Regions from separate parts of the Homo sapiens genome. Here regions 1, 3, 4 and 5 are each linked to region 2. A link is a contact called in ENCODE Hi-C or POLR2A ChIA-PET data. All regions are on one chromosome and are shown on one strand. Each heading gives the region's core, a stretch centred on a gene start or an enhancer-like site at or near the end of the contact. The rest is flanking DNA. Distances are from core to core; before and after follow the strand shown. Region 1 holds the start of KCMF1 (potassium channel modulatory factor 1). Region 2 holds the start of GGCX (gamma-glutamyl carboxylase). Region 3 holds the start of KDM3A (lysine demethylase 3A). Region 4 holds the start of TMSB10 (thymosin beta 10). Region 5 has its middle 25 kb from the start of KCMF1.

What was found. A loop is a pair of places that touch in the nucleus more often than their neighbours do. ChIA-PET counts read pairs that join two places held with the same protein, here RNA polymerase II (POLR2A). Pooled maps may share reads with other maps.
Region 1: a loop to region 2 is called in a pooled map, with 5 times the contacts of the local background. The contact joins the promoter of KCMF1 here to the promoter of GGCX in region 2. A Hi-C loop is called at or near these places in 5 of 50 pooled maps. POLR2A ChIA-PET finds 5 or more read pairs at or near these places in 7 of 52 experiments (A549, H1, OCI-LY7 and 4 more).
Region 3: a pooled map shows a loop between it and region 2 (13-fold over the local background). The contact joins the promoter of KDM3A here to the promoter of GGCX in region 2. A Hi-C loop is called at or near these places in 1 of 37 single-sample maps with no recorded cell type and 6 of 50 pooled maps. POLR2A ChIA-PET finds 5 or more read pairs at or near these places in 1 of 52 experiments (WTC11).
Region 4: a pooled map shows a loop between it and region 2 (3-fold over the local background). The contact joins the promoter of TMSB10 here to the promoter of GGCX in region 2. A Hi-C loop is called at or near these places in 5 of 50 pooled maps. POLR2A ChIA-PET finds 5 or more read pairs at or near these places in 3 of 52 experiments (B cell, CD8-positive, alpha-beta memory T cell and MCF 10A).
Region 5: a pooled map shows a loop between it and region 2 (2.9-fold over the local background). The contact joins the enhancer-like site here to the promoter of GGCX in region 2. A Hi-C loop is called at or near these places in 4 of 50 pooled maps. POLR2A ChIA-PET finds 5 or more read pairs at or near these places in 4 of 52 experiments (A549, HEK293T, PC-3 and 1 more).

The regions. Positions count from the first base shown.
Region 1 is chr2:84,969,831-84,972,530 of GRCh38, reverse strand. KCMF1 (potassium channel modulatory factor 1) reads right to left here and starts at 1,370. Exons shown (of 7, transcript NM_020122.5): 1 at 1,064-1,370. The coding sequence starts at 1,079. RefSeq lists silencers at 496-1,585, 1,616-1,865 and an enhancer at 2,364-2,443.
Region 2 is chr2:85,560,240-85,562,939 of GRCh38, reverse strand. GGCX (gamma-glutamyl carboxylase) reads left to right here and starts at 1,447. Exons shown (of 15, transcript NM_000821.7): 1 at 1,447-1,554; 2 at 1,955-2,125. The coding sequence starts at 1,512. RefSeq lists an enhancer at 1,244-1,473.
Region 3 is chr2:86,440,072-86,442,771 of GRCh38, reverse strand. KDM3A (lysine demethylase 3A) reads right to left here and starts at 1,401. Exons shown (of 26, transcript NM_018433.6): 1 at 1,328-1,401; 2 at 539-754. The coding sequence starts at 724. RefSeq lists enhancers at 558-617, 1,608-1,687, 1,768-1,967, 1,789-2,332 and silencers at 818-867, 1,088-1,477.
Region 4 is chr2:84,904,285-84,906,984 of GRCh38, reverse strand. TMSB10 (thymosin beta 10) reads right to left here and starts at 1,329. Exons shown (of 3, transcript NM_021103.4): 1 at 1,267-1,329; 2 at 868-982; 3 at 314-596. The coding sequence starts at 967. The coding sequence ends at 562. LOC105374836 (a long non-coding RNA gene) reads left to right here. Exons shown (of 2, transcript XR_940308.3): 1 at 1-322. RefSeq lists enhancers at 3-62, 1-1,066 and a silencer at 1,033-1,572.
Region 5 is chr2:84,944,870-84,947,569 of GRCh38, reverse strand. No RefSeq gene overlaps it. Among named protein-coding and RNA genes, the nearest start is that of KCMF1, 25 kb to the left of the region's middle. RefSeq lists an enhancer at 987-1,156 and a silencer at 1,327-1,476. Within about 2 kb of position 1,254, at least 20 of the 41 ENCODE cell types and tissues checked have a DNase peak (open chromatin) inside an H3K27ac peak, as active enhancers do; they include PC-3 and PC-9, where a contact is called at or near this core.

The sequences.
Region 1 (2,700 bases), core at 121-2,620, 590 kb after region 2:
TTAGCAGGACAAACTTTTCGCCAAGACTCTTAACACTTTTTATCCAAAAACCTGTAGTAGTGAAACAAAGAAAACACAACCCCCTCCTCCTTTTCTAAACCATATGGCAATAAATTAAAGTTAACTTATTTCTTACCAGCTCAAAGCCTATACATCGACCCTAAACATTTGTCTCTTTGTGCCCTGGGACTGGGCTTAGAGCTGTCTGCTTATTTGCAACTGTACTCCAATCGTGTTTTAAAATGGCAAAACAAGGTCCAAAACGACCCCCGACCATGAACAGACCTCACCATCGTCATTTTCCAAAACCTGGTCTGGTAGGCAGCACATGCCGGCGAGGGCACCAGGGCCGCGGGGAGCGAGCCCTGCTCCGCCTGGGTGACTGAGCAGGGAGTTTGCTTGCTGCGGCGGGGTCGGATCCACCCCGGGAACTTGGTTACCCGAGCCCAGGGACGCGCCGAGGCCTAGCCGCGAGGCCGGGGCGGGCTCCAGGCGGCGAGGGCTTCCCGTCCCTTGGCCGCAGAGCCTTCCCGCCAGCCCCGCGGTCGCCCGCAGGCGGGGACACTCGCCGTCGTCTCCCGGCGACCGGACGCGCCTGCCGGGTCCCGGGCCGGCTCTTTTGCCTCCTGCTGCCGCCCGCGGCCCGGCTCTGCGACCACACCGGGCTCTTCCGGGGCGGCGGGAGCGCTAGGCCGCGCTGGGGCCCGCGGCTCCTGAACCGGCCGGGCGGGCCTTGGCGTCCGGTATCAGTCCCGAAGGCCGAGCTCCCGCCGGTAACGGGCCCCGCCGCCTCCCCTCCCCCTCCGCCCCATGACAGTGCAAACCCTCCGGCCGCCCGGGCCGCCCCGCCTCCAGCACCAGGCCCAGCTAAGGGCCGCGGCCGTGGCGGCAGCGGCGCCGCGGCTCTCCGCCCTCGCTCGCTCGCTCCCGGGTCCAGCGCCTCGGGCCCGGCTCGGGCTCGGCCAAAGTCTCCGCCGCTTCCCGGCCGCCCTCCGCCGCGCCCGGCCCGGGCGGGGTAGGCCGAGGCCCGGGAGGTGCGGGTGGGGGCGGGGGCTCCTCTCACCTTCATGTCGGGACATCCTAGTTCAGACGGTGGCGGCGCGGCCCCTCCCGGGCTCCGGCTGCAGTGTCCCCCGCGGGGTCCCGGCGCTGCCCGCGCCGGCCGGCCGACTCCCACTCGACTCCCGGGCTCGGCCGCGGGGGCGGGGTGGGCAGGGGAGCGCTCCCGCGGCGGCGGCGGCGGCGGCGGCGGGGAGGCGGCGCGGGGCGGGAATGGGGCCGGGCCTGGTCGGGGCTGAGCTCCTCCAGGAGGCGGGTCCGACGCCGCAGCTCCGCCGGCGCCCGCCGTGACTCCGGTCACTCTCGGGCCTGCCGGCTCCCGGCAGCGGCGCGGCGCTCCGCAAATCCCGCTCCTCCCCTCCCCCGGCCCACCCCCCGCCCCTCTCCCCCGGCTCCCGGCCGCCGCCTCCTCCTCCTCCTCTTCCTCCTCCTCCGCCTCCTTCCGCCGCCCGCACGCCAGCCCCGCCTCTCGCTGCCCTCGCCGGGCCCAGCCGCCCGGAGGCCCCGCGGCCGGCGGTCGCGACGGGGGCGACGCGGCGACGGCGGCTCGGGGCGCGGCGCTTGCCCGCGCTAGCCAGCAGGCCGCGATCGGGCGCCCGTGCCCAGCCTCGGCCTGGCCGCCGCCGCCGCCGCCGCGCCGCGCGTAGGGAGGAAGAGGAAATGCCCGGCGCCGGCTCCCGCTGCTCACCGGCGCGGCCCGAGGGGCGCCCGCCCGCCACGCCGCCCCTAGCCCCGCCTGGGGCGGGCCTAGGCCGGGCTATAGGGGCCAGGGCCTTGGGCTGCGCCGGCCGCGGGAGGTGGGTGCTTCTCGGCGGCGAGCTGCGACTCGGAGAGACTCCTGTCCGCAGGTGCATGGCTTCCGGGCGGGCCTCGGGCAGCGAGCTCCAGCCCCACTGAGAGGCCGCGGACCGCCTGGGGACTTGTGTTTGTGTGTATTTTAAGCCAACAGCCCAGAAAGGGAAGGCGACTGGCCCCCGGTCTTCGCCAGTGTTTCCCGGCCGGGTTACTGGTGGTCAGGAGGGAAGCCAGGAGGCTGCCGGGCTCCGAGGCCGATTCCTTGCGAACCATCTCCGTTAAAGACTCCGCGCCGGGCAGCCCGGGAGTCCGGCGGTACCCGCGCAAACTTTGTCCCAGCGCCTTGGCTCACCGTGAATGCCCTGCCTTGAAAATTTGGAGTTTTTTGTTTCCTGAAAGTGGTCTGCTTTTCCGATTTTATCTGTGTTTTCCATTTTTACCTTCTTATTGTCAATTTGTTTTCAGGCATTATTAATTCAACAAATCTTTGTACTGCCCCTTACCACGTGTCGATGGTTCCGTGGTTTGGTGGAAATAGATCGCGCTTTGAAGTCAAGACGGATCGGCCATGGAATTTTGGCTCTGAGATCCTCTGTGTAACCGTGGATGAGCTACAAGGCCTGCTGAGCCTCCATTTGTCTGGTTTTTGTGGTTGTTTTAATTTATCTTTTTCCATTTGAAGTTGTGGGTTTTGCATAAAATTGAACTGTTACCAGGCTAAGTCAACTGAAATTGGAATCTGGGGTACTGCTTGCTTTGAGGTTACTCTTATACTGTCCACCATTTGCTGGCTGTGTGATCTCTAAACCTCTCTGTGCCCTGACTTTTCTATCTTTAAAATGGACG
Region 2 (2,700 bases), core at 198-2,697:
AAGTGCTGGGATTACAGGCGTGAGCCACCGCGCCCGGCCAAAAAAATTTCTAATACGGCAAATATTGAAAGATATAATCCACATAAACAAAGCTTTTAGGGTCTTCTATAATTTCTAACACTGTAAATGGTTCCCAAGACCCAACTGTTTGAGAACCGCTTCTCTGGGATGCCTTCTTCTTTTCCTGCTGGCTAATCCCAGTGGAGAGATTTAGGTATTTAATTCTGCTCCAGACTCACCTCTGAGAACCTTCCCTGATGGGCCACACTCTACTCACTGCCCTTGCTCTGTATCCCCTCTTCAGTTATGTTGTTCCTGTTTCCCTGGCTGCTTTTAATTTTCTTTCTTTCTTTTCTTCCCGCCTTTTCTTTTCTTTCTCTTTCTTTTTCGTTTTTTGTTTTTTGAGACGGAGTCTCACTCTGTCGCCCAGGCTGGAGTGCAGTAGCGCGATCTTGGCTCACTGCAACCTCCGCCTCCTAGGTTCAAGCGATTCTCCTGCCTCAGCCTCCCGAGTAGCTGGGATTACAGGCGCACGCCACCATGCCCGGATTATTTTTGTATTTTTAGTACAGACGGGGTTTCACCATGTTGGCCAGGCTGGTCTTTAACTCCTGACTTCAAGTGATCCGCCCGCCTTGGCCTCTCAAAGTGCTGGGATTACAGGCTTGCTGCCGCACCCGGCTTGTTTTTTTTTTTTTTTTTTTTTGAGACGGGGTCTCACTGTGTCCCCCAGGCTGGAGTGCAGTGGTGCGATCACAGCTCCCTGCAGCCTCGAACTACTGGGCTCAAGCGAACCTCCCACCTCAGCCTCCCGAGTAGCTGAAACCACAGGAGCGCGCCACGACACACAGCTAACTTTTTTTTTAGTGTTTTTTCTTTTTTTGTTGTTGCCTTTTTTTTTTTTCTTTATCGATCCTCCCGCATTGGCCTTCCAAACTGTTGGGATTACAAGCGAGAGCAGTGCCCGGCCCCTACTGCTTTGAAACCTCGGTTCTTTGCAGGTCCTGGAAAAGAAAGTGAAGGGGTCGTGCAATGGCTCAAAACCCAGGCAACATTTCCAGGCGCGTCCTCAACTCGGCGTCACTCTGACAAAAAGTTTGCCCTTTGCGCCCGATCCCTCACACCAGAGAGCACCGCAGGGACGCAGGGACGGAGAGGACTAATGGGGTCGGGGAGGACCCAAGGAAGTTGGGGAACTCAGACTCTTTTCAGTGTTTAAAAAGCAGAGGCCCCCTCGGAAGGCATAACAGGCGAGTCTAACAATGCCCCTGGAGATCAACGGCACTAAGGGGTACCTTTGCCCCGCTCCAAGGCTCCTTGTTCCGCCCCCTGCCGCCAAGCAAGGAATCCGGCGCCGCCGGTCGTGGGTAGTATTTACGACAGTGCTGGCGCTTTGCGGCCGGCCGCACAGCCGCTGACGCGTCGGGAGGCGGAGCCTAGGGAAGCAAATTCTCCTGGCGGCCTCCGTTCAGACGCGGCAGCTGTGACCCACCTGCCTCCTCCGCAGAGCAATGGCGGTGTCTGCCGGGTCCGCGCGGACCTCGCCCAGCTCAGGTAGGCTTAGGACCCCGCCCTCCGGCGGAGAGTTCCTAGGAGCGCTGGTCTCAGAGGGGCGGGGGCGGGAGGACGCCCAGTGTCTCCCGGTGAGGCGGGGGGGGGGTCCTCTGTGGGGAAGGGGGCGTGCTGTGAGACATTTGCAGCCTGCGGCTTCTGAATGATGATGACATTCGGGAACACTGCGGTTAGGGGACTGTAGTCTGAGGGGTTCTGGGACATTAGGGGATCGTGGAGAGGGGGCTGCACTGCAGGGATGTTTCCTATAGTCAGATCATTGAGGCAACCTCATTGAGCCGACCCGGGTGGGCGGAAGCTCTGAGCTGTTGGTGCAGTGATTTCTTTGATTTGAGGTGGAGCCCACCCCCGCACACATATTTTCTCCATTTATTGATTGCAGATAAAGTACAGAAAGACAAGGCTGAACTGATCTCAGGGCCCAGGCAGGACAGCCGAATAGGGAAACTCTTGGGTTTTGAGTGGACAGATTTGTCCAGTTGGCGGAGGCTGGTGACCCTGCTGAATCGACCAACGGACCCTGCAAGCTTAGCTGTCTTTCGTTTTCTTTTTGGTGAGTCCAGTTTATGGGTGGGAGCAATTTGGTTGAGAGTGGAGAATGACAATCTCTATTTTTTGGTTGCAAGTAGACTTAGCTCCCTTTTCCTCAGAGCTGAAGACATTGGTATAAAAGAAGAGGTCTTTGCGAAGTTTAGGATTAAACCTGCTTTGTCTCCTACAGTTAGGATTTACTTGGTGGCCAGAAATGCTTTTTTTTTTTTCCTTAGACGGACTTTCGCTCTTGTTGCCCAAGCTGGAGTGCAATGGCGCTATCTCGGCTCACTGTAACCTCCGCCACCCGGGTTAAAGCGATTCTCCTCCCTCAGTCTCCCGAGTAGCTGGGATTACAGGCGCCCACCACCACACCCGGCTAATTTTTTATTTTTTTTGTATGTGTGTTTTTAGTAGAGACGGGGTTTCACCATGTTGGCCAGGCTGGTCTCAAACTCCTGACCTCAGGTGATCCGCCTGCCTCGGCCTCCCAAAGTGCTGGGATTACAGGTGTGAGCCACCGTACCCAGCTAGAAATGCTATATGATATGTAGAGGCGAGGCAGCAGTGACCCATTTTGCTTGTGGCATGAAGTTG
Region 3 (2,700 bases), core at 152-2,651, 880 kb before region 2:
TGCCCTGACCCACCATATACGGACAAACACCCATCCTAATACGCCAAACAGAACTTAAGCTCCTCCCTCTACACTCACTTCATTTTTAACAAGTCTGAAAGTTTTTTTAAAAGTTGAGTGAATAAATTAACAGGAACAAACAAACAAAACCAGCTGAAAGTACTTCCAAGCACTAACCTTCAATTCTTAATGACTCCAAACGTCACTTACAGGCCCTACCTAACGCTAACAAAAATACTCCTCCTCCTCTGCAGTAAAGATGAGACAGTCCTGGTGGGACACAGCACCGGCATTAATGAAGCGTGTCTGAACAACCCTAAGCCCATTATTAAAGCCAGGCAGCCAGGAGCTGTGGGCCAAACACAACTCGGCTCTATACAACCATTCCAAAGACTTTCAAGATCTAGCTTCCTGCACCTTCAGATCATATGCCAACTTTCTGGTCTCCGTTTTCAGAAAACGGAAGGAGGGAACCGATGGTCGCGTTACCACGGTAACTGCGAAACGTCCGGTGGCAGAGGCCCGGAGCCGCCTGTACCTTCAGATCCTTCTTGGTAACGTCGGTGTGGGAAACAGCTCGAATGGTCCCGGAGAGCCAGGGCCACTCGGCGACGCGCTCCACGTCCCAGCTGTCGTGGCTGCCATCGCTGCCGTCGGCTGCGGACAGACTGAGAAACCTCCTCCCCACCAATACCGGCCAACTTTCTCCGAGCGTGAGCACCATGGTTTCCACGCCTGCAGGAAGAGCTCCTCCCTGCAAAAACACAAAAACAAAATGCGACGGGGGCGGCCGGTGGGAGGGGGCCGGGCGGAGACAGCAGGGAGGGCGGGCGGAGGGCGCCGAACCCGCGCGAGGACGCGGCCCCGGGCGGACCCGCACCGAGCCCCCCTCCTGCGCCCTCCCGCCCCCCGCCGCCCTCCCCCGCCACACACCCGGGCCCCAGCGCCGCGTGACCCTCGCTCTCCCAAGTTTGGCTTTTCTAACAGCTCAAACGCAACCGCAGAGGGAGTGAGGGAAAAATTATCTGCGGCTCGAGTGGATTTGAAAGTGCTCAGCCCCCAGCCCCGAAAAGAAAAGGCCCCTGGTGCAGAGAGCCGGTCCCGGGCGGCTGGGTCCCCGCCCCGGGCGGCCCCACGGGGGAGGGTGGGCGAGCCCGCGATTCCGCACTTGCCCCGCCGCCCCGCCCCGGCGCCCAGCTCCCCGGCCCCGAACCCCGGGCGCCCGTCTCCCGGGCCTGCGCCGCTGCCAACGGGCGACGGGGCCGCGCGCTCGGCGCTTTCACCTTTCTCTCCCCTCTCCCCGCAGCCGAGGCCGCGGCGCTCTTACCCCGCCTCCCGCCTCCCTGAGTCACCGGCGGCAGCCGCCGTTTCCAGCCGCCTAGCCGACTCCAGCGCTGACTTGGTTCAAGAGCTCTCACAAGACACGCACAGCCTCCCGGACCCGCCCCCCTCGGAGCCGCTTCCGCCGCTCATTGGCTGAAACACAGGAGCTGGGCGAGGCTCCGGGGGAAACAGATCATCACCATTGGCCCCCCGGGCGAGGGCGGGGCCAGAGAAAAAAACAATTCCTTGGCTGCCTCCTCCCTTTCCCCTCCCCCTTCCGACTCCCGGGCGACCCCCATTAGGTTAAAGTACACAGAGAATAAGCGAGTGATCCCTCCGCCATAGGCCTATTCTTTCCATTTGTTGCCTCACAGTATGCAAAAAAAAAGTCCCGCGAAATCGGTTATCAACTTTGGGGCCCGGAGGAAAATTGCTGTGGCGCATAGATAAGACTGAATGGCGAGACCCTGAGCTATAAGTGCCTACTGGATTGTTCTTCAACCGCGTAGGCTGTCGACCGAAGATGAGCCTTCCACTTGGCGGAAGAATCTCACAGGAAAGGGTGAGGGCGGTGCAGGGTTAGCGGGGGAGGGCAGGGAAGAGAACGTGCGGTTTCAGGCGTACTCAGCTAGAGGGAGGAGCGATAGTGCTCTGGAGGCTCGTGCGCAGGCGCCTCGCCGAGCTTAGGCTGCTGGGCGAAATGGCTGCGGGAGGCGCAGGCGCACGTGGTACTGATCGTGGAACGTCTAAAGTCCGCCATTTTGAAGGATAAATGAAGAAAGGCGTGGAGTTACTGGATAATGACGTTCATTAAATTTAGAGCAAAAGAGACCTTTAAATACAATGTATAATGAGATTTTTTTTTCTCCAAAGTGGGATTGAGAAGGTATTCAGATACTTACAAAGAAATTTAAAGTAGTTGAAGGCCATAATGAATGATGGAAGAGATGAAAGAGAAGGTGACTTTGAAGGACAAAGGAGTTTAGAGGTGATTGTGTGCTCTGGACCTGAAGTATTTTGATTGAATGAAAAAGAAATGGAATGAAGAAATTGAAGATATGTTCATAAAGGCTAGTGTTTGACATTACATCACATTTAATCCTTAAGAAGAACTCATGCCTCCCATTTTACAAGCGTGGAAACGTATAATCAGAGAATGTTTGGAAACATATAAGGGATTATAGATGCAAATCAACTCTGGATGTTGATTTTCAATATACATATTCTGAATGTGATTTTAAGTTTTTAAAGTTAGTAACAAGAATTAAATTGGATTTATAATCTGTAGACCATTTAAAGGAAGGGGGCTGCTAAATGAGAAGAAAAAACCTATCCAGCTGAAAGAAGGCAGAAATGGGAACGAGATAAGCAAAAGAA
Region 4 (2,700 bases), core at 80-2,579, 660 kb after region 2:
GGAAACAGTGGGGCTTTCGAAGCTTATCAAAAGCAAACCTTGCTCTTTTGAAAAAGCATTTTCCAACGCAACCTGGGGACAAAGTGGGGTTAAATTTTACACAGATTGCTTACGAGCAAGAGTTAAGTGGCTAACAAGTCATGAAATCTTACGGAGAAGCAGGTAAAGCCAAAATTAAAAACTCCCTCCGAGTCAGCCCATTCTGCGACCCACCTCCTCCCCTTTGCGGCAGGAACTCTACTCCATCGAGGGGCTTTGCTGCAGTGGCACTGCCCACGCATACTCAACTAAAAGACTCAGACCACGCCAGCCATGCCACGAGGTGTGTTTTATTTTCATTATTCATACAAATAATTTTCTATAATATCCCGGGGCAAACCGGAGAATTTGGCAGTCCGATTGGGGGGGGGTCCCTTCAGAGACCCACAGGCCGGTGGCATCGGCGCGGAGTGCCCAGGTTCACAGTGCAGCTTGTGGCTCGTGTCCATCTTGCAGGTGGCTCTTCCTCCACATCACGACTGGGGTCTCGAAGAGGACGGGGGTAGGAAATCCTCCAGGATCTTAGGAAATTTCACTCCGCTTCTCCTGCTCAATGGCTGTGGAGAGCGGGAAGCGGGCGCTGGAGGGGAGCTGCAACCCCCACCCGCAACCGAGGTGCTTCCCGGTGTGGGCGAGGCACCCACGAGGTGTGGGGATTTAGAAGGAAGCTTGGGGCTGGGGAGAAACAAGGCGCTTTGTGAAACTGAAAGAGTGGCCGGGGCCGCCCACACCGGGGACAACGGCGGGGTGGGGGGTGGAGGAGTGGGTTTGCAAGGAAGAGCAGGGTGAGGGGCTGGGCTGGGGCGCGGGAGACCGAGGCACACTCACTCTCTTTGGTCGGCAGGGTGTTCTTCTCCTGCGTCTCCGTTTTCTTCAGCTTGGCCTTATCGAAGCTGGCGATTTCCCCCATGTCTGGTTTGTCTGCCATTTTCTTAAAACAATCCTAGTGGGCAAACCAAGGCGCTTGACCTGGGCCTGGGGGCCAGCGTCCCCTTCCGCGCTCCCCGCCGACGCCTCTCGACGTGGCACTCGCGCCAAGGCGTGCCGAGCAGCCCCAAGGCCGAGGATCTGGGCGCGTCCCGCACCCCTCTTCTCGGTCCCAGGGCGTGGTCGCCGGCCCCTGCGTCCGGTCCGAGAAGGGCGCCTGTCGCGGTTGCGGCGCGCCCGCCCGGTGCACCGGATCCGACCACACCCTGGGTGGGCCCCCCGCCCCGGCGCCGCACTCACCGTGCAGTCTCGTTCCGAGCCCGAGATCCTGGTGCTCCCACTCGCGTTGCTGCAGCAAGAAACAAAAGAGCGGCGCCCGCCCCTAGCCTTATATACGCCGCGCCCCGCCCCGCCCCTCACCCGCCGCAGCAGGGGCGGTGCTGGCACCCGAGGGGCGGGAGCAGCGCGGGCTGCTCCTCGCCCTGCCGCGCCCCCCGCTGGGCTACCAGCCCGGCTGGGCGCGGCTTCTCCCGCGCCGGGCACCCCCAGCTCGCAGTGTGCCCAGCGTGGGGGCTGTAGTCGCCGCCAGAGTGGGCGCCAGGCCCCCGGCTTTGCTTTTGCGGCTACATTTCCCCCTTTCCGGGAATCTGCTGCTCACCCCGCAGAAAGGATATGGGACCGGCGTGGGAGGGTGTGTGGTTTTGTGCGTGTGCAGATATGATGTGTAGCCGTGGGTGTGGATGTGCGGGCGTGCACGCGCACTCTGCAGCAATCCTCGCTCTAGGAGACGCCCCACCCCAGTCGCCCCCAGGCCTCTTGCTTTTGCTCCTCCAGAGTCCCCTTCCCTCCCCCACTTTTCCTCTCCTTAGGGAGGCTGAGTCCTAAGGTGGTCCTGCACTAAAAGAATTCGAGCCGAGGGTCCCGTAGTGGAGCGGGGGGCGGGGGGGTGTAGGGGGAGGGGGGAATAGGTTTCCAGCGCTCTTTGCTCAGGTTGGGGGCGGTTGCCTTCTGGTCAGTCGTCCCCTGTTCCCTGAACTGGGCGGTTCCAGCAGGATCGTTGGCGTGGCGGGTGTTCCTTAAATGCTGTTAGACGCATTGTGTGAAGGGCTGTGGTGGGAACAGGGCGTCCCGAGAAGGCTCGCAGTTTGCCTTTTCTCGTCGAGCTCCTAGAAACACTGTATCAGCGGGTGCGGTTTTCCTCCTTGAAGTTAACCTTGAGGATAATAGAGACCCACATGCCTACAAACGTTCTTGTTTTTCTTATTAACCCATTGTAGGAGTGGTATACTGCAATTATTCACATCTTTCTTAGAAAAGTTGTATTTTCAGCCTGTGCAACACCGTTAGGTAATAAGTTCCATAAATTACCAGCCCCGGAGTTAAGGCTGGTCATTCTTTTATTTGTCCTGACCTTTCCTTTTTTAAGTGTGAAGTATTACCGAGCTCTTTAAAGTGGGATTTGGTGGTGACATCCTAAATTCGGTCCTGATTTTATTTATTTACTTTTTTTGAGACAGGGTCTCACTCTGTCACCCAGGCTGGAGTGCAGTGGTGTGATCACGGCTTATGGCAGCCTGGACTTCCCCGGTTCAAGTGATTCTTCCACCTCAGCCTCCTGAGCAGTTGGGACTGCGGGCGTGCACCACCACTAGCGGCAAATCTTTTGTGTTCTTTTTGTAGAGACGAGATTTCACCATGTTGCCCAGGCTGGTCTCGAACTTCTGGGCTCAAGCC
Region 5 (2,700 bases), core at 5-2,504, 620 kb after region 2:
CTTACGTTATTGTTTGAATGTTGTACAATGAGAGAGCTTGGTTTTTGAAATAATTAAATGTAATTGAATTGAGATTTGTTTTGTTTCGTTTTTTTGAGACAGGGTCTCACTCTGTTGCCCAGGCTGGAGTGCAGTGGTGAGATCATGGCTCACCGTAGGTTCCACCTCCTGGGCTCAAACAGTCCTCCTGCCTCAGCCTCCCGAGTAGCTGGGACTAAAGGTGCATGCCACCACGTCTGGCTAATTTTTTGATTTTTATTTTTTTGTAGAGATGGGGTCCTACTATGTTGCCCAGGCTGGTCTCAAACTCCTGGAGAATTGGGCTTAACCAGTCCTCCTGCCTTGGACTCCCAAAGAGCTAGGATTACAGGCGTGAGCCATCACGCCTGACTGGGATTTGTTTTTAAAGTTCCAAAGAGCTTTACTAGTCTTAATCGTAATGTACATAAACTTGTATTCTATGTAAAATATAACAACTTCACAATCATAATAACCATACAGCCATCATTAGCACAGCGCCTCTAACCCACAGCCTCTTACGATTATAAATGGGAGTTCAGATAGATCCATGGACGCAGGGGAGGTTTGGTTGAGGAGCCAGGTCAGAGTCTTGGTTGGAAACACATGCAACTGTATCTGGAACCAGGGTCTGAGGCGAGCTGGGGACAGAGGGACCTCACTTCCAGCCTTCTCTATCAGCAACCCTCTAACATAGAGCTATTTCCAGGTCTAAAGGGTCTCAGAAATGTTCCAACAGCTTCTAGCTTCCTGGGCATTAGCTGCATTTTCACCTACCGGTAGCCCTAGTTCCTCATTTGCCAAAGGCCCACTGCAGGCCGGGCCCTGGTGCCAGCAGAGGAGGTCTGCACCCTCACAGCTGTAGCAGGAGGGAGACGTGCAGAGAGGTGAAGCTCACGGCCCTGGAATACGTGCACCACGGAGGTGAGTGCAAGTGGGTGGGGACTTTGTGGAACAAGTCACATCTGAGTCACTCTGAAGTATGAATAGGAGTCCACCTCATCAACCAAGGCAGGGCAGGAAATTCCAGGCAGACAGTAGTGCAGGGATGAAGGTCCAGAGACGGAAATACTTTTGAAGGCACCATATGAAGTTTATGAACAGAGGTGGAGCTGAGACACCACAGATCAGAAAGGGGAACCAGCAGAGGGTAGCAAGCAGGGGAGACAGGAAGTCAAATTTGAGCTTTAGGGAGATTTTTCTGATGGTAGGGGAGGAGAATGTGTGGGTAGAGCAGTTACTGGCCTCTTGTCCGTATAAGAAGTAATGTGGGCCTGGACTTGGAGCAGAAGTGATTCAGACCTTGCTCGCCTCGCCTCTGAGCCATATTCAAAGCTGCCCTACCAGCCTGCTGTGTCCTCTCCCCTCCCCTCCCCTCCCCTCCTCCCTCCCCTCCCTTCCCCTCTCACCTCCCCTCTCCCCTCCTCTCCCCTCCCCTCTCCCCTCCCCTCCCCTCGTATACTGTTGGTGTGCCAGCTCTCCTTTAGTCTTCAAACTTAAAGCTTGGGTGTCACCCACATCAAGAAAAGTCTATTGACTGGGTGTGGTGGCTCATGCCTGTAATCCCAGCTACTCAGGAGGCTGAGGCCGGGGGATCCCTTGAGCCCAGGAGTTCAAGGTTGCAGTGAACTATGATCACACCACTGCACTCCAGCCTGGGTGACGGAGCAAGACCCTGTCTCAAACAAAGCAAAACAAAAAACCCCAAAAAACTCCACTGATGTCCCCACCCCATCCCCCACCATTCCCGAGCTTGGTCAGGGACCCCTGCCCTGGACTCTATGATGCTCTGTGCATTTCTTTTCTTTTCTTTTCTTTTTTTTTTTTTTTTTTTTGAGACAGAGTCTCACTGTGTCATCCAAGCTGGAGTGCAGTAGTGCGATCTCGGCTTGCTGCAATCTCTGCCTCCCAGGTTCAAGTGATTCTCCTGCTTTAGCCTCCTGAGTAGCCAGGATTACAGGCATGTGCCACCACGCCCAGCTAATTTTGTATTTTTAGTAGAGACAGGGTTTCACCATGTTGGTCAGGCTGGTCTCGAACCCCTGACCTCATGATCCGCCCACCTCGGCCTCCCAAAGTGATGGGATTACAGGCATGAGCCACCACGCCCAGCAGCTCTATGCATTTCTGAGTGTGAATCCCATTGCTTTATGATTGTGTTCTGGTTTTTGTTTTACCACTAGATTGTGATTTTCCTACCAGGTCTCATTCATTCTTCTGACTCCAATGCCTATCACAAAGCCTGGCACAGAGAAGATAAGAGCAAATATTTGTGATTGAATGAGTAAATGATGAATGAAAAGTGAAGACGGGAGATGAGAGAGGTATTTGGAGGTGGAATCAGGGTAACTTGGCAAGTGATTGGCAGGGATAGTGCAGAGGGTGGGTGGTGAGAGGGTGGCATCGAAGATGACTCCAGGTTTTCTGGTTTGGGAGTAGGGGAGCTCTGAACTGTTTTTATTCACAATACTTCTGCCACCAAATGTGTGAGTTTTTTCTTATACTGACCAGTTATTCAACTCTCCAGATACCAATTGGGTATCCAACAAATCAATTCCATTCTGACATTATCTACCTAGAATTAGTGTCAATGCCACCAAAGAGCTCCATCCCGCAAGACTGCCCTGATTTCAGATGTCGGTTGCTGGTACCAGGTTACCATCTGTATTTCTAACCAACCAG